2 separate regions of the Homo sapiens genome follow, and region 2 is linked to region 1. A link is a contact called in ENCODE Hi-C or POLR2A ChIA-PET data. All regions are on one chromosome and are shown on one strand. Each heading gives the region's core, a stretch centred on a gene start or an enhancer-like site at or near the end of the contact. The rest is flanking DNA. Distances are from core to core; before and after follow the strand shown. Region 1 has its middle 19 kb from the start of ZNF114-AS1. Region 2 overlaps SULT2B1 (sulfotransferase family 2B member 1).

Region 1 (4,436 bases), core at 1,366-3,865:
TGTCACCCCAGCACTTTGGGAGGCCAAGGTGGGCGGATCGCCTGAGGTGAGGAGTTCGAGACCAGCCTGACCAACATGGAGAAACCCCATCTCTACTAAAAATATAAAATTAGCCAGGTGTGGTGGCTCACGCCTGTAATCCCAACTACTCAGGAGGCTGAGGCAGGAGAATTGCTTGCATCTGGGAGGCGGAGGTTGCGGTGAGCCGAGATTGTGCCATTGCACTCCAGCCTGGGCAACAAGAGTGAAACTTATCTCAAAAAAAGTAAAAATAAAAATAATAAAAAATAAAAGTTGGGAAATATGACTACCTGAAAATGCATGAAAATGTACATATACATTTTTTTTTTCGAGATGGAGTTTTGTTCTTGTTGCCCAAGCTGGAGTGCAGTGGCGTGATCTCCGCTTACTGCAACCTCTGCCTCCCAGGTTCAAGTGATTCTCCTGCCTCAGCCTCCTGAGTAGCTGAGATTACAGGCACCTGCCACCACGACATTTCAAAGTTAATAAAGTGATCACCCTTATACCCACCATCCAAGCCCGTAAACAGCTCATCATTAAACACCAGGCAATTCACGTCTGTGCCTCACAGACGACATCTCCAGCCCCAAGAGGAAACCGCCATGGTTCATTTTGTATCATTCGCCCCCCTCGCTCATCTTTATGTTTGCAGCTATGCAGAAATCCCCAAATACCCTGTTTTCTAGTTTCGATGATGTTTATGCTGCGTATGATGGCATGGCATAGAATATTTCTTTGTGCCTTGCTTCTTTCAGGAAAAGAAAAGCTAAGCAGGTAGGGTGCAGGTGGCATTCATTCTTTCTTAGTTATATTCATTCCAGAGACCCTGGATCTGTATCTCACTTTAGAGATTATAAACATGCTGCTAACACCAATTTTGCAAAGCCCTCCCAATGAGCATTTTATGAAAGTCATTCTTGGCCGGGCGTGGTGGCTCACGCCTGTAATCCCAGCACTTTGGGAGGCCGAGGCAGGTGGATCACTTGAGGTCAGGGTTCAAGACCAGCCTGGCCAATGTGGTGAAACCCCGTCTCTACTAAAAATACAAAAATTAGTCAGGCATGGTGGCATGCACCTGTAGTCCCAGCTACTCAGGAGGCTGAGGCAGGAGAATTATTTGAGCCCAAGAGGCGGAGGTTGCAGTGAGCCGAGATCGTGCCACTGCACTCCAGCCTGGGCAACAGACAGAGTGAGACTCTGTCTCAAAAAAAAAAAAAATAGGCCGGGCGCGGTGGCTCATGCCTGTAATCCCAGCACTTTGGGAGGCCGGGGTGGGTGGATCACTTGAGGTCAGGAGTTCGGGACCAGCCTGGCCAACATGGCGAAACCCCATCTCTACTAAAAATACAAAACTTAGCCAGGCATGGTGCAGACATCTGTAATCCCAGCTACTTGGGAGGCTGAGGCAGGAGAATCACTTGAACAAGGGAGGCAGCGGTTGCAGTGAGCTGAGACTGCGCCACTGCACTCCCGTCTGGGCGACGGAGCGAGATTTCGTCTCCAAAAAAAAAGGAAAAGAAAAGAGAAACGCCACTGGTAAGAGCAGAGGTCCTCCTAGGCGCGCATTCTGCATGGCCCCAGCACTGTTAAGTTCAGCTTTCAGTGTTTGGGGAAGACCTGCAGGTCAGGGACCCCCACTGTGGCTGAGGGGGCTCAAGCTTGGCCCTTTCTCCCGGACCCCTGCTGCCTGCGTTTCCCAGCAATCTGCTGCTTTATCCTAGAATCTGGGTGACTCATGGCCCTCCCCATCCTGGAAGGAATGAAGAGGAGGAGGGGAGGCTGCTATGCCAGGACAGTCCCAGACCTTGCCAAGGGGCCTGGGTCCACTCCCACCCCCAGGGAGCGCTGTGCGGAGGAAAAGGACCATGGCTGAAATCAGAATCCCTGGATTCAACCGGGGGTGGAGGGGGCCGGGGCGGGAGGGGGGAAACATCTGTAGCTGAGGGAACACCCCTCCCGCCTCCAGTCGCTGAGGCTGAACTTAGCCGACTTTGGGGATTCCCCACCCTCTACCCCCAACTGGTCCTCAATTCTCACAGATGTAAACTGAGAATTTTCAACAATCGTTTTGGCAAACATACGCCAGGCCCCCTTCTGAGCGCTTTGCACCTATTAACTCATGCAACGCCTGCAACGCTATGAAGTGGCTGCTGTTATCACTACCATTTTACAGTGGGGGGAACTGAGGCACAGCGAGGCCAAGCACGATGCCCAAGATCACACAGCCAGCAGGTGGCCGGGAGGGGCTCGACCCCGTGCTGTCAGGCACCAGAGACTCGGCTCTTCAGCCCCAGGCCAGAGCCTCCCTGCACTGACGGGGTCGCGAATTCGGGCAGGAGGGTTCGTGTGTGTCCTCACCTCTGGGACGCGAGCTCCGGGGACGGGGGACCTCGTCTGGCGTGGGAGGCATTTAGTGAGCGCCGTGGACTGAAGCCGGGACGGTCTTAGGAGAACCACTTCCCTTCTTGGCCGCCTGAAACCCCCTACAGGGTTCTGCTTCTGGAACTGCATTCGAGGTCAGAGTTTCTAGTACGAGTAAAGCGGATCCTCGGGAAGAGACCCGACCAGAAGGAAATCGCCGTCTTGGAAGATCTAAGTCCGGGATGGAACAAAACCCACTCCGGGCGGGGGGAGCGCGCCACCTGGCGGCGGATCCTGCTAAGGCAGCGCCGCCCGGAGACCAGAAACGTTGGATTTGGGCAGTGGGCCGAGGTGGTTGGAATTGGCGAATGGGCAGTTGTCTGAAAATCATTGTGTGAAACTAAGGACTGTCTACCAGTGGCTTCCAAAATTCTGACGCACAGTAAGAAATCATTTTGCGTCAGCATTTTTTTTTTTTTTTTTTTGAGACAAGGTCTTGCTCTGTTGCCCAGGTTGGAATGCAGTGGCACGATCTCGGCTCACTGCAAACTCCACTTCCAGGGTTCAAGCGATTCTCCTGCCTCAGCCTCCTGAGTAGCTGAGATTACAGGCGCCCGTCACCGCGCCTGGCTAATTTTTTATTTTTAGTAGAGATGGGGTTTTACAATGTTAGCCAGGCTGGTCTCGAATTCCTGGCCTCAAGTGATCTGCCCGCCTCGGCCTCCCAAAGTGCTGGGATTGCAGGCATGAGCCACCGTGCCTGGCCGCATCAGCATACTTTTACAAAAGAATACCACCCTCTATAGCCAACAACAATGGATTGTATACTTCAAAATAGCTAGAACATTTTGCATGTTTCACCGCAAAGAAATGGCAAGCATCTGGGATGATGGATTTGCTAATAACCTTGATTTGATCACTGCACAATTTATATATGTATCAAAACATCACGCCGCATCCTATAAATATGTACAATTAAAAACAAAATTTAGGCCGGCTGCAGTGGCTCATGCCTGTAATCCCAGCACTTTGGGAGGCCGAGGTGGGTGGATCACCAGGTCAGGAGTCCCAGACCAGTCTGGCCAAGATGGTGAAACCCCATCTCTACTTAAAAAAAAAAAAAAAAAAAAATTTGCTAGGTATGGTGGCGGGCACCTGTAATCCCAGCTACTAGGGAGGCTGAGGCAAAGAACTACTTTAACCCGGGAGGCAGAGGTTACAGTGAGCCGAGATCGCGCCACTGCACTCCAGCCTGGGTGACAGGGCGAGACTCCGTCTCAAAAAAAAGAAAATTTTAGTTTTAAAAATACCACCCTGTATTACACGGCCCTGTATTACACGATGCTTTATATTCCACTCTATTCCTTTTTTTTTTTTGAGACAGAGTGTCACTCTATCACCCAGGCATGATCTCGGCTCACTGCAACCTCTGTCCCCCAGGTTCAAGCAATCCTCCTGCCTCAGCCTCCCTCAGCCTCCTGAGTAGCTGGGATTACAGGCTCCCGCCATCATGCCCAGCTAATTTTTGCATTTTTAGTAAAGACGGGGTTTCACCATGTTGGCCAGGCTGGTCTCGAACTCCTGTCCTCAGGTGATCCGCCTGCCTCAGCCCCCCAAGGTGCTGTGATTACAGGCATGAGCCACCAGGCCCGGCCTATTCCTATTTTTAAATGCTGGTCAGGTCACCTTAAAATGGTTTCCTGACTCTCTAAGGGTCTGGGATAGGGTTTTCCACTGTTCTAGATTATCCCCATGTTTTTTCACTTGACAGAGATTATGATGAGGAACCGGTTACACCCACGCTACCTCCCAGTGAGCCTTCCCCACCACACAAAGCTGCCTCCAGGATTCGCTGCCAGCTCTGATGTCAGGATGAGTAACAGCTCAGGATGCTGAAGACACTGGCCCAAGACCACACAGCCTGGATGTGGCAGTGCCTGTTTCTGCCTCACTCCTGGAGGAGGAAAATGATTAAATACCCGTAATTTCACTGCTATTGAGTACAATTTAATTCATCCTTCCTCCACTTTGGCTGATAAGATTGAGCTGCACTC
Region 2 (4,436 bases), core at 1,393-3,892, 300 kb after region 1:
CCGGGAGTCCCAGATTCTCCCCTGGAGTCTCTGTATCCAGAAGCAGAGAGGGAGTGGAGAGTCACGTGGCGTGCGTTTATGGGCCAGGCCTGGAAATAGCCGCACATCACATCGCCGCCACCTATACTTCCTTGGCCAGACCCAGTCTCTTGGCCCCACACATAGCAGCAGGGGAGAAGAGAAAAGGTCATCACGCCATATTCCCAGCAGAAAAATGAAATGGGGTTGGGTGGACAGCTCACCAGTCTCTGCCCTGCACCACTTTCCTAGCTTTGTCCCCTTGGACGAGCGACATGGTTTCTGTAAGGCTCAGTTTCTGGCTCCGAAAATGAGGTTAAGCAACCTTGCCTTCTCTGCCAGCTGTAAGGAATCAGTGTGATAAAATAGGTGGTAAATTGCTCAATAAATGCTGTCAGGCAGGGCGTGGTGGCTCACAGCTGTAATCCCAGCAGTTTGGGAGGCCGAGGTGGGCAGAGCACCTGAGGTCAGGAGTTCGAGACCAGCCTGGCCAACATGGGGAGACCTCGTCTCTACTAAAAATACAAAATTAGCCAGGCGTGGTGGTGGGCGCTTGTAATGCTAGCTACTCGGCTGAGGCTGAGGCAGGAGAATTGCTTGAGCCTGGGAGGTGGAGGTTGCAGTGAGCCGAGATCGCGCCATTGCACTCCAGCGTGGGCAACAGAGTAAGACTCTGTCTTAAAAAAAAATAATAAAAGGTGGCAAATTGCTCAATAAGTGCTGTTGTGATTATTCTGATGATATCTCCCTCTTCAGCCCTCCCACACCCAATTAATCTGCTCGATTTCTCCCAACAGGCACGACCTGGATGATCGAGATCATCTGCTTAATCCTGAAGGAAGGGGATCCATCCTGGATCCGCTCCGTGCCCATCTGGGAGCGGGCACCCTGGTGTGAGACCATTGTGGGTGCCTTCAGCCTCCCGGACCAGTACAGCCCCCGCCTCATGAGCTCCCATCTTCCCATCCAGATCTTCACCAAGGCCTTCTTCAGCTCCAAGGCCAAGGTTGGGAGGAGGGGTGTGTGTCAGTTGGGAGGGGCTGCATGGGTGTATGGGGTAATGGGGGGACGGAGCATAACTCATTGATTCATTCAGCACCTATTTGTTAAACACCTACTATGTGCCTGACTCTGATCTAGCACAGTGGTCAATATACACACAGAAATGCCTGCCCTTTGGCAGGGAGTGATGGCTCATGCCTGTAGTCCCAGCACTTTGGGAGGCTGAGGCGGGAGGATCACTTTGGGCCAGGAGTTTGAGACCAGCTTGGGCAACATAGTCAGACCACATCATTACAAGAAATTTTAAAAATCAGTCAGACGTGGTGGCACACACTTGTAGTCCCAGCTACTTGGAATGCTGAGGTGGGAGGATCACTTGAGCCCAGCAGGTCAAGGCTGCACTGAGCTGAAATCACCTTACTGCACTCCATCCTAGGCAACAGGGCAAGACTGTCTCAAAAAAAAAAAAAAAAAAAAAAAAAAAAAAAAAGCCGGTGCTGGCATGGTGGCTCACGCCTGTAATCCCAGCACTTTGGGAGGCAGAGGCAGGCAGATCACTTGAGGCCAGGAGTTCAATACCAGCTTGGCCAACATGGTGAAACCATGTCTCTACTAAAAATACAAAAATTAGTCGGATCTGGTGGTGGGTGCCTGTAATCCCAGCTACTCAGGAGGCTAAGGCAGGAGAATTGCTGGAACCTGGGAGGTGGAGGTTGCAGTGAGCTGAGATGGCACCACTGCACTCCAGCCTGGGAGACAGACCAAGATTTCATCTCAAAAAAAAAAAAAAAAATTACAGCCAGGCGCAGTGGCTCACGTTTGTACTCCCAGCACTTTGGGAAGCCAAGGTGGGCAGATCACCTGAGGTCAGGAGTTTGAGACCATCCTGACCAACATGGAGAAAACCTGTCTCTACTAAAAATACAAAGTTAGCTGGGCGTGGTGGCACATGCCTGTAATCCCAGCTACTTGGGAGGCTGAGGCAGGAGAATCGCTTGAACCCAGGAGGCGGAGGTTGTGGTGAGCCGAGATCGCGCCATTGCACTCCAGCCTGGGCAACAAAAGCAAAACTCCGTCTCAAAAAAAAAACCCCCATATATTATACTACATATTATAATAATTTAATAGTATTACAATATACTTTAATTATATTTAATATTTATATGTTTAACATATAATAACATAATGCAATATAATATAATACATAAAATGTCTGATGGGATAAATTTACATTGGGGGGAGAGGGCTGGAGATAGAGTTAGAGGTGGGTGTGGGGCTGCAATTATAAATAAGGAGGTCAAGGGGGCCCCCAGTGAGTAAAAACCCGGGAGGTGATGGTGGGAGCCACAGAGGTTTCTAGAGGAAGAGCATTTCAGGCAAGAGGGAAAAGCAGGTGCAAAGGCCCTGAGGTGGGTGTATCTGAGGTGCAAGAGGGAGGTCGGTGTGGCCGGAGCCAAGTGAGCAAGTGGGGAAAGGAGTGGAGATGAGGTCCGGGTGGGGAGGCAACAGGGGCCAAAATGTGCAGGGCCGCGTGGGCCCGGTGCGGACTTGAGCTCTGACCGAGTGACGAGGCAGCGCGGCAGGGATCGCAGCAGAGGAGGAGCCCGAGCGGGCTTAGGCTTCACCGGCGCCCTCTGGCGGTCAGATGGGGACCGACTGTCGAGAGAGCAGAAGCCGGGAAGCCCGAGAGGCGGCGCTGGCCGGGGTCCAGGGGAGGGGACGGTGGCTGGACTAGGGTGATGGTCACGGAGGTATTTTGAAGGTGAGACCGGGAGGATTTGCTGACAGACTGGATGTGGGTGTGAGAGAAGGGGATGAGTCAAGGGTGACTCCAAGGTTTCGGCGGAAGCAACTGTCAGGGTGGGGCAACTGGGAAGGGGAGGAGGGAGGGGAGCAGGCGGGGGAGGAAGACACGGGCTCTGCGGCGGCCCATCCCACGTCCAGCAGAGGCTGCCGGTGGGCACAGAAATGCACCCATCGGGATCTGAGGGGAGAGACTTGGGCTGACACGTCCATTTGCAATTCCTTGGCACATATATTCTGTAATTAATCGAAGCTCCAGGACTGGGTGATATCGCCAAGGAATTGAGCGTGGACAGAGCAGAGAGGGGGGGCTGCAATCAGGAAGTCCCCAAGACCACCCTCAGGCTCAACGACTTAGCAAAACTCATAGTGTTCAGCAAAGCTGCTGGACTCCCGGGTTATAGTCAATTACAATGAAAGCAAACGTGAAAATCAGGCAAGGGGGCCGGGCGCGGTGGCTCACGCCTGAAATCCCAGCACTTTCAGAGGCCAAGGTGAGCAGTTGATTGAGCCCAGGAGTTCAAGACCAGCTGGGCAACTTAGAAACACCCATCTCTACAAAAAAGTTTAAAAATTCGTCACGTGTAGTGGCATACACCTGTAGTCCCAGCTACTTGGGAGGCTGAGGTAGGAAGATCACTTGAGCCTGGGAGTTTCAGGCTGCAGTGAGCCATGATTGTGCCACAGGCACTCCAGCCTCAAGGACAGAACAAGACCTTGTTTCTTTTCTTTTTTCTTTTTCTTTCTTTTTTCTTTTTTTGAGACAGAGTTTCCCTCTTGTTGCCCAGGCTGGAGTGCAATGGCACGATCTTGGCTCACTGCAACCTCTGCCCCTCTGCCTCCAGGGTTCAAGCGATTCTCTTGCCTCAGCCTCCCAAATAGCTGGGATTACAGGCGCCCACCACCATGCCCAGCTAATTTTTTGTATTTTCAGTAGAGACGGGGTTTCACCATGTTGACCAGGCTGGTCTCGAACACCTGACCTCAGGTGATCCACCCGCCTTAGCCTCCCAAAGTGTTGGGATTACAGGTGTGAGCCACAGTGCCTGGCCGACAAGACCTTGTTTCTAAAAAATAAGACTAGGCTGGGCATGGTGGCTCATGCCTGTAATCCCAGCACTTGGGGAGGCCGAAGCAGATGGATCACTTGAGGCCGGGAGTTTGAGACCAGCCTGGCCAACATGGTGAAAACCCGTCTCTACTAAAAATACAAAAATTAGCCAGGCATGGTGGCACCCACCTGTAGTCCCAGCTACTCGGGAGGCTGAGGCAGGAGAATTGCTTGAACCTGGGAGGCAGAGGTTGCAGTGAGCTGAGATCGTGCCACTGCACTCCAGCCTGGGAGACACAGCGAGACTTCGTCTAAAACAAAACAAAACAAAACAAAAAAATCCAAGGGATTAGGAAATACCTCTCAGGACCTAGGGGCAAGGGCCAGGCCTTTCTCTGGGCAGAAAGGAATCCTCTACAGCACAGGAATCAGGAAGGAGCCCTGGAAAGCACCAATGTTATTACAAGACCTCACACCAGCAGCCACGTTTCTCTAAGTCTGTTTTCATTTAGTTTTTGGTGGATCTGGGGGTGTTTTGTTTTGTTTTTTGGTTTATTTGTTT

What was found. Hi-C counts contacts between places; a loop is a spot of excess contacts on that map. ChIA-PET counts read pairs that join two places held with the same protein, here RNA polymerase II (POLR2A). Pooled maps may share reads with other maps.
Region 2: a loop to region 1 is called in a pooled map, with 2.2 times the contacts of the local background. The contact joins two enhancer-like sites. A Hi-C loop is called at or near these places in 1 of 168 maps with a recorded cell type or tissue (ovary) and 6 of 50 pooled maps. POLR2A ChIA-PET finds 5 or more read pairs at or near these places in 2 of 52 experiments (AG04450 and H1).

The regions. Positions count from the first base shown.
Region 1 is chr19:48,288,761-48,293,196 of GRCh38, forward strand. No RefSeq gene overlaps it. Among named protein-coding and RNA genes, the nearest start is that of ZNF114-AS1, 19 kb to the left of the region's middle. RefSeq lists enhancers at 2,377-2,426, 2,447-2,496, 2,614-3,262. Within about 2 kb of position 2,616, at least 3 of the 41 ENCODE cell types and tissues checked have a DNase peak (open chromatin) inside an H3K27ac peak, as active enhancers do.
Region 2 is chr19:48,586,414-48,590,849 of GRCh38, forward strand. It overlaps SULT2B1 (sulfotransferase family 2B member 1), which reads left to right. Exons shown (of 7, transcript NM_177973.2): 3 at 816-1,024. Among named protein-coding and RNA genes, the nearest start is that of SPACA4, 18 kb to the right of the region's middle. RefSeq lists an enhancer at 2,755-2,804. Within about 2 kb of position 2,643, at least 9 of the 41 ENCODE cell types and tissues checked have a DNase peak (open chromatin) inside an H3K27ac peak, as active enhancers do.